2 separate regions of the Homo sapiens genome follow, and region 1 is linked to region 2. Evidence: chromatin loops called from intact Hi-C (ENCODE). Cell type or tissue: Calu3. All regions are shown on one strand.

Region 1 (8,000 bases), 160 kb after region 2:
CCAAAGAGATCGGCAGTTTACAAGTGGATAACTCATTTTCCTTAAAGGACAAGGAACAAGACAGTATTAAAGATGAAGCCTGCAGTGGCAGACCATCCACATCAATTTAGAAGGGAAAATATTCATTTTGTCTGTTTCCTAATTGAGGAAGACAAACAATTAACAACCAACATCATACACATCTCAATTGGTTCACTTTGTACAATTCTGACTGAAAAATTAAAGTTGAGGACATTAAACTTAGCAAGCTAACATAGGAACGGAAAACCAAATACCACATGTTCTCACTTATAAGTGAGAGCTAAATGATGAGACTCATGGACACATAGAGGGGAACTACACATACTGGGGCTTTTCAGAGGTGGAGGGTAGCAGGAGGGAGAGGATTAGGAAAAAAAAAAAACTAATGGGTACTAGACTTAATACCTGGGTGATGAAATAATCTGTACACCAAACCCCCATGACACAAGGTTACCTATGTAACAAGCCTGCCCTTGTACCCCTAAACTTAAAATAAAAGTTAAAAAAAAGTTGAGTGAACTTTCTACTTAGTGGGTGCCAAAACTGTTGCACCCAGATCAGCTACAGACAAGAGCAGAGCTTTCAATGGAAATTTTAAACAGGTGGAATCAATATCCTGAAACATTTTATCAAATAATTGTAATAGGAGTTGAAATATGGCTTTACCAGTACAATCCTGAAAACAAAGAACAATCAAAGCAATGGCTACTAAGAGGTGGAAGTGGTTCACTCAAAGCAAAAGTGGACCAGTCAAGAGCAAAGGTCATGGCAAAAGTTTTTTGGGGATGCTTGAGGCATTTTGCTTGTTGGTTTTCTGGAGGACCAAAAAACAATAACATCTGCTAATGATGACAGTGTTTTGAGAATGTTAGCCAAAGCTTTAGCATTAAAATGCCCAGGACAGCTTCACTAGAGTCCTTCTTCACCATGATGATGCCCCTGCTCATTCCTCTCATTGAACATGAGAAATTGTATGACAGTTTTCACGGAAAATCATTAGGATCTTACAGTTCTGATTTGGTTCCTTCTGACTTCTTTTCGTTTCCTAATCTTAAAAAAATCTTTAAGGAGCACCCATTTTTCTTCAGTTAATAATGTAAAAAAGACTGCATTGACATGGTTAAATTCCCAGAACAGTCAGTTATTCAGAGATGGACTAAGTGGCTGGTATCATCACTTACAAAAATGTCTTGACCTTGATTGAGCTTATGTTGAGAAACAAAGGTTATATTTTTATTTTTTAATTCCATTTTCCATGAAATTTTTGTAGTTCCCTTATATGTTCTCTTTTGTCACTGTCTTTTTCTTAGAGATATAGGAGGGAGAGTAAATCAGTACAACAATTTTTTGTGTTCCTGTACCTACATTCAGAACCCTCTGATCTACAGGCAATTGCTAAGATGTTGTTAGTTGTTAAATTCCTGTCTTCCAGAAAGCCATTGGAAAATTTGCAAACTGAAACATCTACCTCTTTCTCCAAGTTCAGATCTAGAAAATAATTATAGAAATGCTTCATCTGTGCAATTAGAATTTAGCACATGAAGTCACTGACCCGTGTACACTAGCAACAAACAAACCATATAAACCATTCTGAGTTTCCAACAATGTAATGTTGTGTGACCATAAAGTTTATGATGCTGTAGAAAAATATTTAATTTGGAAAGATAATAACAACAAATATTTTACACATATTTGAGTCTAATTCGTTAAAATATATGTGTATATACATAGATACATATACATGGATGTGTACATATACATATATAGGTATGTCCCCATATGGACATATACCAAAATACTAATAGTGATTATCTCTTAATAATGGGAGTCTGGTATTGCTTTTTTTTCTTTTCCTTGAGAGTCGTTCAATCTTTTAAATTCTCTACAGTTTGGATATTAGAAGTCAGATTCTTTTTGTAATGTTATTCCCAATTTTAATATATGTGATAAAATTGATAGAAAGGAAAGAAATTTCGGGAACCTGACTACACTTAACCATTAATACTTATCTCTAGTTTTCCCTAGTCTTCACCTTATATTTAATCAGGTTGATCGTCTTACTAATTTCCTTCTAGCCAATACCATAGATGACCTCTAGCACTATCTACCACCATCAAAACGTTATGTATATTTGATGATCTACCTCAATTCCCACATCTTCATTTGACTCATAGACTCTTCCATATCAAATTCCTACACATTTGTCATTTGGACACATTCTATCTTGCAATATTGACTTATTTTCAAAGGAGTAAATCTTGATTAAAAATAAGAATGTAAGTGCATTGGTTACAGTTATTATGCCATTATTTATTTTCAAAATTTCTGTAATATCTCACATAGGAATAAGGACCCAACTGGCATCCAACAAACTCACTGAATTGAGTTTAAATGAATTAAGTTGAAAAAACACTGAGACTCAGTAAATTAATATTTTAGAGAAAATAACAATAAATACCAATGCATAATTTGGATATAATTAACATGCTAAACTTGGTAAACAATTTTATTGAGGTAGGCTTTCCTGTAGCTTAGGATTTTTCATTTAATCATCCAATATATAGCAAATATATACAAATATTTGTTGCTCAATTATGTGTTTTAGCTTGCTAAGACTATTGTAACAAAGTAACACAAACTAGATGGCTTAAACAACAGAAATTGACTGTCTCACACTTCTAGAGACAGGGAGTCCCAGATCAAGATATTGGCAAGACTGGTTTCTTCTGAAGGCTATGAGGAGGAATCTGTTTCATCCCTCTCTCCTTGTTTTGGTTGTTTGCTGGCGATATTTGGCATTTCTTGATTGTATATGAATCATCCCAATCTCTGCCATCATCTTCACATAATGTTTTCCCTGTGTGCTTATCTGTGTACAAATTTCTCCTTTTTATAAGGACACTAGTCATATTGGATTTGGGCCCACCTTGTTGAGCTCATCTGAGCTAATTACAACTGCAGTTCTAGAGGCTAGGACTTCAACATATGAATTTTGGGGAGAACACAATTCAACGTGTAACTCTAGTGCTGTGCATTTGATGCTGTGATTAATAACATTCTAAAACTTTCCTGAAATACCTAAAACATATTAGAGAATTTAAGGTGTGTGTTCACAATCAGTTTTAAGATGGATATGGCCCATGACAGTAATGAAAATATTTAGAAAAGGTGATAATCAATTCCATCTGGAATGCTCCCAGCCTTACTTTTTGCATCTTCACAATCACATCTCTTACTTCCCTGGCTTGCTTTCTTTGATTCTTTATAGGAGTGATTAGTTTCCTAGTGCTGCTTAATACAATACCCAAAATGGGATGCCTTAACACAATAGAAATGTATTCTCTTGAAGTTTGAGAGGCTAGAAGTTTGAAATGAAGGTATCAGTAGGCCCATTGTCTCTCTGAAAACTGTAGGGGAGAATCCTTCCTTGCCTATCCCGCCCTCCAGTGGTTTCTGGCAGTCAGTGGTATTCTGACAGTCAGTGGTTTCTGGCAGGTGTCTGTCAGTCAGTGGTATCCTGGCAGTCAGTGGCTTGCAGTTGCGTCACCCCAATCTCTGCTTGTATCATTACATAGTGTTTTCCCTTCTTCTAAAGTTCTCTCCTCCTCTAAGGATAACAGTCATATTCAATTTAGGGCTCCCCGTCTTTCAGTATGACCTCAACTTAACTTCATGACATCTGCAAATACCTTATTTTCAAATGAGGTGACATTCACATGTACAGGGAGTTAAAACATGGAGATACCTTTTGGGAGGACAAAATTCAATCCACTACACCTCCATTGACTCCACAACTACTTTGCCACTCAGTTGAAACTGTTCTCACCTAGATTGTCAATGTTCTGGTAGTCTCCAATTCAGGGACAGAGTGGAGGTTGTATAATTCATGATGTTTTATTGATGATTCCTCCATCTCAGAACATTCTTCTCTTGGTGTCTGTGATACCTCACCTTCTCAATTTTCCCTATTACTGTTCAAGCTCTGGTGTGATCTCTTCCTCATTTTCTTCCACGCACAAATGTTGGTTTCCCCCAGGATTCCTCTTGAAACATTCCACACAATCTCCCTTTGAAAACTCAGTAGTCCTTGTCTTCAGATATTTTTCCTAAGCCATGAACATTTTTCTCACTGCATATTGGGCACTCCTGCTACAAGTGTTTTTACTCCAACTCCTTAAAACTGAATTTATTTTATCTGCCACATCCTACCAATGTGCTCTTTTTTCTGAGTTTTTTATCTTTGGGAAAAGTAACACTATTCATTCTTTTTCCCAAACAAAAACCCAGCATTAATCTTTGATTACTCCTCCTTCATCCTTCACATCCAAACTTTTTTGCTGTTCTTGTTTTAAGACAGGGTCTTCCTGTGTCACCCAGGCTGGATGGAGTGCAGTGGCGCATTCACAGCTCACTGCAGCCTCGACCTCTTGGGCTCAAATGATCCTCTTGCCTCCCGAGTAGCTGGGGCCACAGGTGCATGCCACTACACCTGGCTAATTTTTGTAGAGATGAGGTTTCACCATGTTGCCCAGGCTGGTCTTGAACTCCTGAGCTCAAGAGATCTGCACATCCAGTCTTAAAATCCAAACTGCTGTTGCCCTATTACACTTATCACCTGGCTCCTATCTACTTTCTTAGCCTTATATCATTCTTTTATTCTCATTTATTTCTACAACACTACATTGGTTTTCTATTTCTGTTGGTTTGTTTTGTGAAATACCACATGCCTTTTCCTACATGCAGACTTTTGAACTTTCTGTTCACTCTGACTGGAATTTACTTTCCCCAGTTCTTTACATGGCTGAATCATTGTCTTCCTTGAGTTCTCAGATCTTATAAAACCTTCTCTATATTTGTTAGAATAACCTAGATGTTATAAGCATACACACATATACATACAGAGAGATGATAGTTTTTAATAGTGAAAACACAATAAAAGTTTATTTCTTGTTCACTTAGCATTGAGTGCATACAAAGTTTGGTCCACAGAGTTTCCTTTTTCTGCACAGTCATTCAGGAATGCAGGCAGATGCAGATTCAGATTCTGTCTTATTTAACACATGACTTCCAAGGGAGCTCTGGAGTTATTTCCATTGCTACAGCAGATGAGGAAGAAGATTGAGAGATCATCATGGCAGATTGTTATGGGCCAGGCCTGGGAGTGAAGGTATTAAAGCAATACCTTGTACTAACTCAAAGTTCTGTAAATCAGAAATTTGGGTGGATTTAATTGGGTTCGTAATTAGGGCTTTACAAGGCCAAAATCAAGAGTTGGGGCAGTTTGGGCTCTCATCTGAAGGCTCTGGGAAATAATTCACTTCTAGACTCATTCAGGTTGCTGGCTGAATTCAGTTTCTTGCAGTGGTAAGGCCAAGGTCCCTGTTTCCATGTTGCCTGTCAGTCATGAGCTGCTATCAGCTTCTAGGGGCCACCTCAGGTCCTTTCACATGGCTCCCTCCATCTCAATGATGGAGGATATCCAGTCCCCCTCATGCTTCAAATCTCTCTGACTTTTGCCTCCAGCTGGAGAAAACACTCTGCTTTAAATTGCTCGTAGTTAGTTTGCACCCACCAGGATTCATTTCCTTTTCTCCATATAAGGTAAGATAATCATAAGTGTGATATCTCATGAAATTCACAGATTCCACCCACACTCAAAGGGGGAAAATTGTATATAGGTGTGTGTCACTGGGAGTCATTCTTAGAATTCTTCCTACCACAGGTTCAGAAGCAGAATCACTCAAGCATGGTTCTTACCCTGTGACCTTACTAAGCCTTGGTTTCCTGGTAGAATGGTAACAACAGTACCTACTTTAGGGATTTAGTATAAAAATTAAATGTGATAGTGCATATAAAAAGATTAGCATAGGTCCCATAACTCTTCTAAAAATGGTAAATAATCAACAACCCATGCTATTAGTCGCAGAAATAAGGAAATTATTGTTATATCATCATAAATATTCTTAATGCAAAACATCCTCTGCATGCAAAAAAAAAGCATGTCTCTAAACTTCATGTTCAATTTAACTCAGAAAATATTTGTTGAGCAGGTACTATGTACCTCAGAGGTTAGAAGTTATTTATAAAACTAAGATACTGTCATTCTTCCTCAAATCATTCCCAGTTCAATTGCTTAGACAGAAATACATAAAACTAAATAGAATGCTGTCCAACCTGTGGTAAATTCTGTAACATGTGTGACAACAAAAGAGAAGGGTTCAACCCAGTGTGGAAGATAAAGTGTCACAGAAGAATGTTCACAGGCTTTAGAGTCGAGTTTAAGAACTGAGGAACAGGCAAACATAAGGACCATGGTTGCGTAGTCACTAGACACAGAACTATTAATGCGCATTTCACAAAAATTAAAGAGGGAAGAGTTTAATATGAGTGTGCACCCTGGGTAAGTAATCAATAGTGAGAAGCAAGGTGGGATTGAGATTATCAAAGGTGCTAAGTTATGTTGAGATATTTGAACTTTGTTCTGAAGCAAGAGAGAACCATTGAAGGATTTTCAGAAATACCACAAGACAATCAGTGCTTTAGAAAACACATAGTTGGAACATATCATTGCTTCAACATAGCGAAGACTGAGTCTGTGTAGCTGTTTTCTCCATTTAGCAGGCATAAGGACAAGTGGGTTAGAACACTAAATGCAAGAAGCTAATTGGACTTAACAATACAGATGGCAAAAGGATGAGGAGAGGAGAGAAACGCATTATGTTTATTTGTTAACAGCTCTATTGTATTGTATTTATATGCATTAGTCAGTGTAAAATAAAATCTGCTTATTTTAAATCCTTTTAAATAGTGTTTAAATATTTCCTGATGACACAATCTGCTAAAGTATTTACCCTTGGTGCAGATTTCCATTAACCTTGCTGTAGATACTAAGCCTACAACCATATATTTATAGGGGGCTCAATTATGGGGTAAAGCCTAGTGACATCATTATAAAAGCACATCTGGATAAGCTTTAGGGTCTTTGTCTTTCTATCTGATTTAGGAAATTTAGTAAACTGTAGGAGAATACCATTATTAACAGCCCCTGAATTCTCAGATTATGAGGATGTCCTTTCTCTCAAAATAAAGGAAGAGAGGGATTAAAATCTCTAAAGCTGTAAATGATATAGAGAAATGCCCAGTACACAGATATCAGGGATATTAGGGGAATCCAGTTGTGTTGGATATACAAGAAGAAAAAAAAGGCAGAAATTAAATTCAAAGTATTCTTTCCTCATGTCTTTTGTCAGTTTTTTTTTATTGTTTTTTAGAGAGTCTATATAAATCCTTTGGTTCCCTAAAGGACAAAATTCCTTTGATAATTTTACAAATTCTTTTCTAAATAGTATCTCTGTATTGTAGATTAAAAAAATTAATACCTAGGAAAGGTCAGGTCACTTCTTTCAGTCAAGGAATGACTCATTCATGAAACTGGAAAGAAAACTTCTTTTTCACTCACCCCAATACTTGATAGCTATCTTAAATTGAATATGTCTTTAACAGTATATTTGATATTATCAGTGTATTTTGATTTATATATATATATCGTATATATTATATATCTGTGATATATATCTATATATCATTTATATATCTGTGATATATATCTATATATCATTTATATATCTGTGATATATATCTATATATCATTTATATATCTGTGATATATATCTATATATCATTTATATATCTGTGATATATATCTATATATCATATATATTATATGTCTGTGATATATATCTATATATCATATATATTATATGTCTGTGATATATATCTATATATCATATATATATCTGTGATGTATATCTATATATCATATATATTATATATCTGTGATGTATATCTATATATCATATATATTATATATCTGTGATATATATCTATATATCTTATATATTATATATCTGTGATACATATCTATATATCATATATATTATATATCTGTGATGTATATCTATATATCATATATAATATAT
Region 2 (8,000 bases):
CCATTAAGTTAATTTTTGCATTCATGCATTTGAACCCTTGGTTATATAGGCCAGACACACATTCACAGATTTTTAATCATTTATATCATGTACATATTATAGCAAAATCTTTCTTTAGATTTGTAAAGTTATTTGGTAAAACTGGGTAGAGATTGACTATAACATTTATGCAAACAGGGCTTATGTTAAACAAGTTAAATTAAAACCTCCAAATTTGAAAGGATACAGACTGGAGCTATAATGATCAAATTCCCCAAAAGAACTGGCCATTCTTAACAGAAATTGTGAATATCAATTCTGAAAAAGATTGAATTTACCTATGATAAAGTGTAGTTATTTTTTGTCTATGTGTTATCCATTTTGGTTTGTTTTCCTCATGAGTATGCCTTTAATAGTATTTTATACATTCATCTATATAGCAGTTTGTTGTCTTCTATGTACCTGTCATCTAGATTACTAAACTACTAAATCACTACATTTTGAATGCTAAAGAAATTGACAGTAATCTAATTAGAAAGACAATGAATATCCAGCACTCTTTAACTGACCTGTCCCTACCCTACCCCTAAAGTAACCCCTTTGTCTGATGAGTTACGTAGGTTCACTATTTAATTTCTCTAGGAATAATTATAAGATATGAACTATACATGAGAAGACTGAGATCTACTAAAGAAACCACATCTGAGGAAAGTCGAGTTTTTCAGAGCAGTGGTTGGCTCAGTCCTCATTCATTTGTAGAATCGGCCAATGAAAATGCATTAAAACCTCCTCAAACAATGACAACCATCACTGGCTTGGAGCCATACACCAAGTATGAGTTCAGAGTCTTAGCTGTGAATATGGCTGGAAGTGTGTCTTCTGCCTGGGTCTCAGAAAGAACGGGAGAATCAGGTAAAGATCAATGTTTTAAATTCTACTTTTAAAACCTCTGAATGCAAATGTTTCCTCAAATTAAAGTCAAAGTACTGTGAAAGTACATTTTGAAAAGCAAGAATTAGAAACTTCCATAGACCAAGGAAAATTTTCATATATATGGATTTGTTACATAAACAACTCAAGGTCATAAAGTACTTGCAGCAAGTTCTAGGGGGCAAAAGTAAATGCTTTAGTTATTAATTCATGGGGCGAAAATGGCTTAACTATAGTTATAGTCTTCTGGGAATGTTTGTCAAAAATAGCATTTGGTTTCCACTCCTGAAGTGGATTGGACACATGTCTCATCTTGCTCCATATACAGCCTAATTTATGTTCAATGAAAGAGATAACTGTCACCAATTCCACAAATTTGTCTTTGTTTTTATTTATCTTTCCAAAATAAATAGTTTAGATACTAGATTGTACATAATGACAGAATCGTGGACATCAAAATCTATAATTCACAAGTGTGCTTGTAAGCAGTTGGCATGATGATAAGGAAGGAGGACAACATATCTAAATTTTCTGGATTATCTTCATTAAGGCAAAAATTTTTAATCCTCCACTTTATTTTTTATATTAAAACACTTCAAATTTCATGAGCCTTTAAGAAAAAAAATACACTTTTGTTATGTGTTTAATCTGTAGATATCAAAGAAACCCAAACCCTGATCTAAACTTGACCTGTTAGGAATATGGAGGATGAGGGTAGCTTTAGGTTGATGTCCAAGGGAATCATTTCATGAATAAAATACGCATTGTGCTTGAGCATCTCTTAATGACTACCAGCCATCTTGGACAAATAATAGAGCCATGATAGCACAAGTGATGAGGCATGGCATTCTGGAAGGGGAAAATCAAGGTCAGAAATGAAAAGTAATGGGTGAAACTGCAATACTGGTCCCTCGTAATCTTATGGGTCACTAGCTAATGAAAGTGCAATGAGTTCCTTTGATAATACACCTTTGGTTAGCACATTTAAAATCCCTGTAAAGAGCTCAGGAGTGGCAGGGGGGAAAGGGAAATGCATGTGTATGTAACCTGAACATTTCAAGAAAAATTTAACAAAAACTTTGAGACATTCATTGGGGTTATTTAGAATGCTTTAGGTTTACCTCTTTCTGAAGAATAATATTCAGCCAGCTGCATTGGATTGGCTCAATGACATATTTCCCTACATGGGAAATCCAGTACATCACCATGCATTTTTCTGAACTTTTTGAACTGAGATGTTCTATTTTTGTGACGTTTTTTAGATACTCGTAAGACTTATAATTTCCTATCTATCCACTTTCCTATCTTTATGAACATGAGCAAATTCCTATGAGATTTTTATTTTGCAAGTAGAAAGTAGCTGGTAATATGAAGATGGAGAATATACTTTCAGATAACATTTTAAAAAGTGAATACCTTTTACATATACCAGCATATTCTTGGACTTTTTCAAAGCAGAATATTTTAAAAGGTAAAGGTATTTCAGAAACTAAATGAATGTGTGAATTAAATTTAAAAATATATAGGGACGACATTCATTGTTTTGATGTTATTGTTATTGTTCTCATTGATAGCACCTGTATTCATGATCCCTCCTTCAGTCTTTCCCCTCTCTTCGTACTCTCTCAATATCTCCTGGGAGAAGCCAGCAGATAATGTTACAAGAGGAAAAGTTGTGGGGTATGACATCAATATGCTTTCTGAACAATCACCTCAACAGTCTATTCCCATGGCGTTTTCACAGGTATTGTTATTTTTAACTAATGTCCTTTCAGAATTGGCTTAGGGCTTCATTTGGACATTTTTTGAGTTTGCAGAATTCTGTGACAGAATTCTCCCTCTATATTGATTAAACAGGGCATTTTTTCTTAATATAATATTATGTGTACAAGCCTCCCTCTTTGTATGTCACTTGTATTTTTCCAGTATAATCATATATTGAAACTAAGTTGGTATAATTTATTTCATAAGACTTGTTTTTTTTCCATTTATCATGTATCCTTAAATATTTTACATGAAGTTGACTTTCATTAACTGTGTACTATCATGTTATTTGGACACACAATAATTATTTAACCAGTCCACACTCAGTTGATATTGTATTGTATTAATTCTTTTGGAAATATAAATAACATTGATAAAACTTCTTATATGTACATTTCATATACATTTCTACTTCAAAAATCTGAAGAATTGAATTTATCACAGCTTATAACAAAATGAATTATGAATATGTTCAAAGTTTTGAATATACAGTCATATATTGCCTTCTAGTAATTCATCCCCCAGCTAGCAGTAGTGAGAATAATTATCATAGCTAAAAGTTACTGAGGCTTTACTGTGTACGTGAACTAATTCATCTGATACATACAGCAATCCTAGAGGATAGGAGGCTCTTGTTCTCTCCAGTTTACAGTTGTGGCTGATATACCTCTCTGCCCATTTTACCAGCATCCAGGTGGCCAATAGCAGAAGCTGATGGAAGGATGTCAACCGAACAAGTTCTTCTGTGTATTTGGCTGTTCAGTGCCTCCTCTGAGAGAGATGCTCTTCTCTGGGCATTAGCATAAGATAAAAAGATCTTTACACTTTATACCTACTCCCATAGATCTAGCCACATTTTTCTTTCCATGAATTCCTAGTTCCTGATCCTTCCATCTTTTTTTTTCATGCCCTTGGCCAATATTTCCAAGCCACTGCCATATTGTCCAGGTACATTTTACCTTGAGACACGTCTCTTTCCACACAACATGGGTGACCAGGTGAACTGCCTGAAGTTCTGCCCACTAAGAGGATTTCTTCGCTCTGCTGTTTCACAGGGTCATCTCTGACAAGGGTTTTAGAGCAACAGCTACCATTTAGACTTGCAGCCACATACCAAGACATCCTATCTGTAAACTAAATTCTGCTTTTTTTCCACATTCTTTCAGCTCTTAAGGGACCTCCCATGGGTCATAGGTATGAGCTGAGGTTGAGCCACCAGTATAAGAATGGTGGATGTCATGGGGGCCTGAACCACCTGCTTGCACAATGTATTACGGCTTTTGGCTCTGCTTATACCCAATCTCAGACATCCACTTCCATTTTATGATGAATTTCTGTTGGGCCCTTCTAACCTCAAGACTTGGCTGAGACAATTCCAAGATTATAAAAAAGTAGCTCTAGCTGCATGGCTATTTGGTGTTCCATGACCAGATGTTCTGTTTTTACTGAAGCCTGAAAGCATGCTAGGGCCATTTAGCAAATGGTATATAGTTTCCATTACATGTTATGCCTTTGTTCCAAGCTCTTGGGGTCTATCTGCCCTGTGATTCTCTTTCTATGTGTGCCTTGCAACATTTTTTCCCACAATGCTTACCTCTAGTGCTGTAAAAATTACTACATGTTATGTCCCAAGTGGCTCATCTGCCTGTACCACAGGCTGGACCTGGTGCAGAGCCCTTTCCGCCTCTGGGATACACTCAAAACTGGCAGCATTCCATATTACTCAGTAAATTTCTCAGAACAGTATTCTCAAATGTGGAATATGCTCCCTTCAGAATGTGAAGAGGTCAACTAGACATTTTGTTTCCTTCTTAGTGGTGGTAGAAGCAAGGTGCAATAATTTGTCCTTTATTTTGGAGGGGATATCCTAGCATGTCTCAGGCCACTTGAACTCCTAAAAACTTCACTGATATGGTAGATTCCTTAATCTTCATAATATTGCTGTCTCACTTTCTAGAACACATATGTCTTACCTCTGCATACCTACCATTTCTTGTTTGTCTGATTCATTTAATATGATGCTATCGATATAAAGAATACTGTCAAGGTGGCATTTATAGTTTGTCTTAAATTGGTGATTAATCACCCTCAGATTTCCTTTGTCTTTCTTCAGTGCATTGATGGCGACCAGCAAGATCCATGCATTGTCCTTATAATTACTAGTTTCCCCAGAGTAGTCCTTGTAATTACTAATTCCACCAAACCAGTGAATTACCTTCTACTGGTAACTCATCGCAGTTCACCACTAATGGAAGTTTAAGCATTGCACCACTAGGGCATGCTGTGGACTGTTAGTACTCTACCTGCTGTCTATGATGAGATCATTGTAAACCAGCAAGTGGATGATGGAGCTCCAAAATATCATTTTAGAGTCTCCTTCCTAGGGCCAGTCCTGTTACGACTATCTTAGGGCAAATTCCCCCGGAAGCAGACTCTTGGTAGAGGACTGAGTACAGGAGGTTTATTGGGGGAACTCTTTCAGAAACAACAAATGTGAAGTGATAAAGTATGTAGGATTGAGCAGCAAAGAAGCTGAACTGTGATGCAATAGTGGAAGCAGCCTCAGCGGATTCCGTGGGTAGTTCTGGAGCTGAAATGACCCTCTTAGCTTATCTCAAATTAAGCTAGGAAGTCAGACCTTTGTACCCTAGAGTATTTGTGTCCTCGGGCTGGTGTAACAAATTAACATAAACTGAGTGTCTTAAAACAACGGAAATTTAGGTGTTAGTACAGCCAGGTCCCCCACAGGCTCTAGGAGACAATTCTTCTCTTCTACCTACCTGTGGCTCCTGGTGTTCCTTGGCTTGTGGCAACATAACTCTAATATCTGCTGCCTCTGTCTTCACAAGTCCTACTCTGTGTCTCTGTCTCCTCTGGGTCTGTGTGTCCGTCTCATTTCTCCCATAAAAATACCAGTCATTGGATTTTAAGCTAACCTGAAATCCAGGATGACAACTAATTAATTACATCTGCAAAGACCTTATTTCCAAACAAGGTCTTATTCTGAATTTTTGGGAGACACTATACAATCCACTACTAATAGGTTTGCCATTTTTTTCTAAGCCTTTTTAGGAGACCAGAACCCATGTACAACACACAATTTTATTTTCTATACTGATGAAAAAGAAGAGCCAATAAATAATTTATGATTACTTATTTTTCATTAATCTGTCTACGTGTTCACTCATTTGCAATTATCTCATGATGAATACACAACTGGCATAATATATATATTTTGACTTAAACAGGTTAGTCTACCGATCTGGTATACCATGGGATTTAAGGTAAAGTTAGTTGTAACTTTCATGTGGTCTTTGCCATGTTGTATCTCATTTATACTCAATGTTTTATTTTGTTGTTTTTACTATTCTCTGGCTTTATAAACTATTCTTTCTTTGTAAAACACAGTTTTGATTTATCTATTACTTATATTATAGTAGTTGTTGTTCTAAGAAAAAAATAAGGTGAGAAATATTATTTATAAAATACAGCCTTAGAAGTCAACCTGTTTGTTCATATTCCACATCTCCCAATTATTAGCTGTATCACACGTCTCTCTGCTTCTGGTTTTATTCATCTGTGAAATGGGAAAACCATTTTTGCTCACCTACCTGCTTAAAGAGCCTGATAAATATTGACACATTATTATTAGTGATTATTATTAATGGTGTGGAACTACATTATACTTTATAAACTAGCTATCATTTAATGGGGCAGGAAAATAAATATTTTTATTATTGTTGTTGTTATTTAAAAGGCTGTTCCTTATGGCTGAACTGGAATAAGGACATAGATATATCACCTTATTCTCTTTTTTATTTTTATTTCTTTGAGACAGAGTCTCGCTCTGTCACCCAGGCTTGAGTGCAGTGGCGCAATCTCAGTTCACTGCAATCTTCTCTTCCTGGGTTCAAGCAATTCTTGTGCTTCAGCCTTCCAAGTAGCTGGGACTACAGGTGTGTGCCACTACACCTGACTAATTTTTTTTTTAATTTTTATTTTTAGTAGAGACAGGGTTTTGCCATCTTTGCCAGGTTGGTCTTGAACCCCTAGCCTCAAGTGATCCACCCGCCTCGGTCTCCCAAAATACTGGGATTACAGGCATGAGCCACTGCACTGGGCCTACCTTATTCTCTTTTGAACTCTCTCTCCTGTGCAAATATTCTCTGTTCAAGGAAATGAAATCAAAAGTAGCAGAACAAAGTCCAATTTTTTACCTTCTCAATGATTAAATTTGTATCTGAACTGACCTGAGTATGTCTTGTTATAATCTTTGTAAATAAATAGCCAAAATTCCCAGGGAAAATCTACTATAAAAATAACTAGTAAGAAACCTTTGCCTAAGAATGAGACAGGGGGGATACGTAAAAGTGGTGATGATGTAGGATTCATTGTGGGGGATCAAGCTGCTGTAGAATTTTTCCTACCCCTTTGAAGACTTATTTCATGAAAAACTTTCAATTAGATAGATTTTATAAGACTTATAAATTGACTCTATGTACATGATAAAGACAAAGTCTATCCAAGTGATAATTTTATGCTGCAAGTTCTGGGGCCAATAATGTATTTTTAAAATAATGTAATTTATAATAATCATCTGTAAAGAAGGAAAAGCCTTTTCAAAATAAATATTAGTGTAGATTTCTTCTTTCTTATTTTATTTCATCGTGGGTTCTTGCTACAAAGAATATTTTGCTTAAAAAATAGTTGTACTTCCTAAATTAAATAAGAAATAGCTTCATGTACTTTATCCTAAAAACAATACCATTTTCTAAAAATTTACATTGAAATCTACCAGGATTATTCTAAAAGGGATGAATATTACAGCAATATTCATAAGTTTAACTCAGTTCAAGGTTTATTTTACTTAGAAAATTTTAAATCACATTTCACAGAAAAGTTTGTATCTTCATTATATCAATAATGATTTTAAAATTAGAAAAATAAAGAATTACTTGGTATTTGATGTTTTTCTTATTTCAAAATGTAATTGCAAGGAAATGGTTTTAAAGTTTTAAATTTAAATTATTCCTAGAGTTTTAGAATCTTTAAAAACACCTTTATTTCTGAATGTTATTGAAACACTGTATTCTACATTCCAATCTCACTGCTTTTTAGAACAACTCATGTAACTTACGAAATTTTAAAGTCAACACCTAGGCAAATATTCCAAATGAATTTTATTTTACCCCTAAAGAGAAAGTCTCTAGAAAACTACTCCAAATGTTACTGAACTTTACATTTATCTGTATTTATATTTATGGAAGATTATTTTATATGACTATGTATCAGTAGCCCTAAGAAAATTAGTTTTGTACTCATAGTTA

Evidence for each region. Peaks named below come from ENCODE experiments on the same cell type or tissue, not always from the same donor. Only the 100,000 strongest peaks of a DNase experiment are listed, where the experiment ranks them.
Region 1: it touches region 2 in a loop (4-fold over the local background); 2 of 110 quality-filtered maps call a loop at or near these places.

Annotation. Positions count from the first base shown.
Region 1 is chr1:216,030,211-216,038,210 of GRCh38, reverse strand. The region is part of intron 32 of USH2A (usherin); the gene reads left to right. Among named protein-coding and RNA genes, the nearest start is that of USH2A-AS2, 38 kb to the left of the region's middle. In Calu3, no CTCF peak of the experiment used is centred here; a DNase peak (open chromatin) is centred at 3,480.
Region 2 is chr1:216,191,206-216,199,205 of GRCh38, reverse strand. It overlaps USH2A (usherin), which reads left to right. Exons shown (of 72, transcript NM_206933.4): 18 at 622-891; 19 at 2,484-2,653. It overlaps USH2A-AS1 (USH2A antisense RNA 1), which reads right to left and starts at 5,484. Exons shown (of 4, transcript XR_922596.4): 1 at 4,977-5,484; 2 at 3,281-3,463. In Calu3, CTCF peaks have their summits at 4,950 and 5,257; a DNase peak (open chromatin) is centred at 4,965.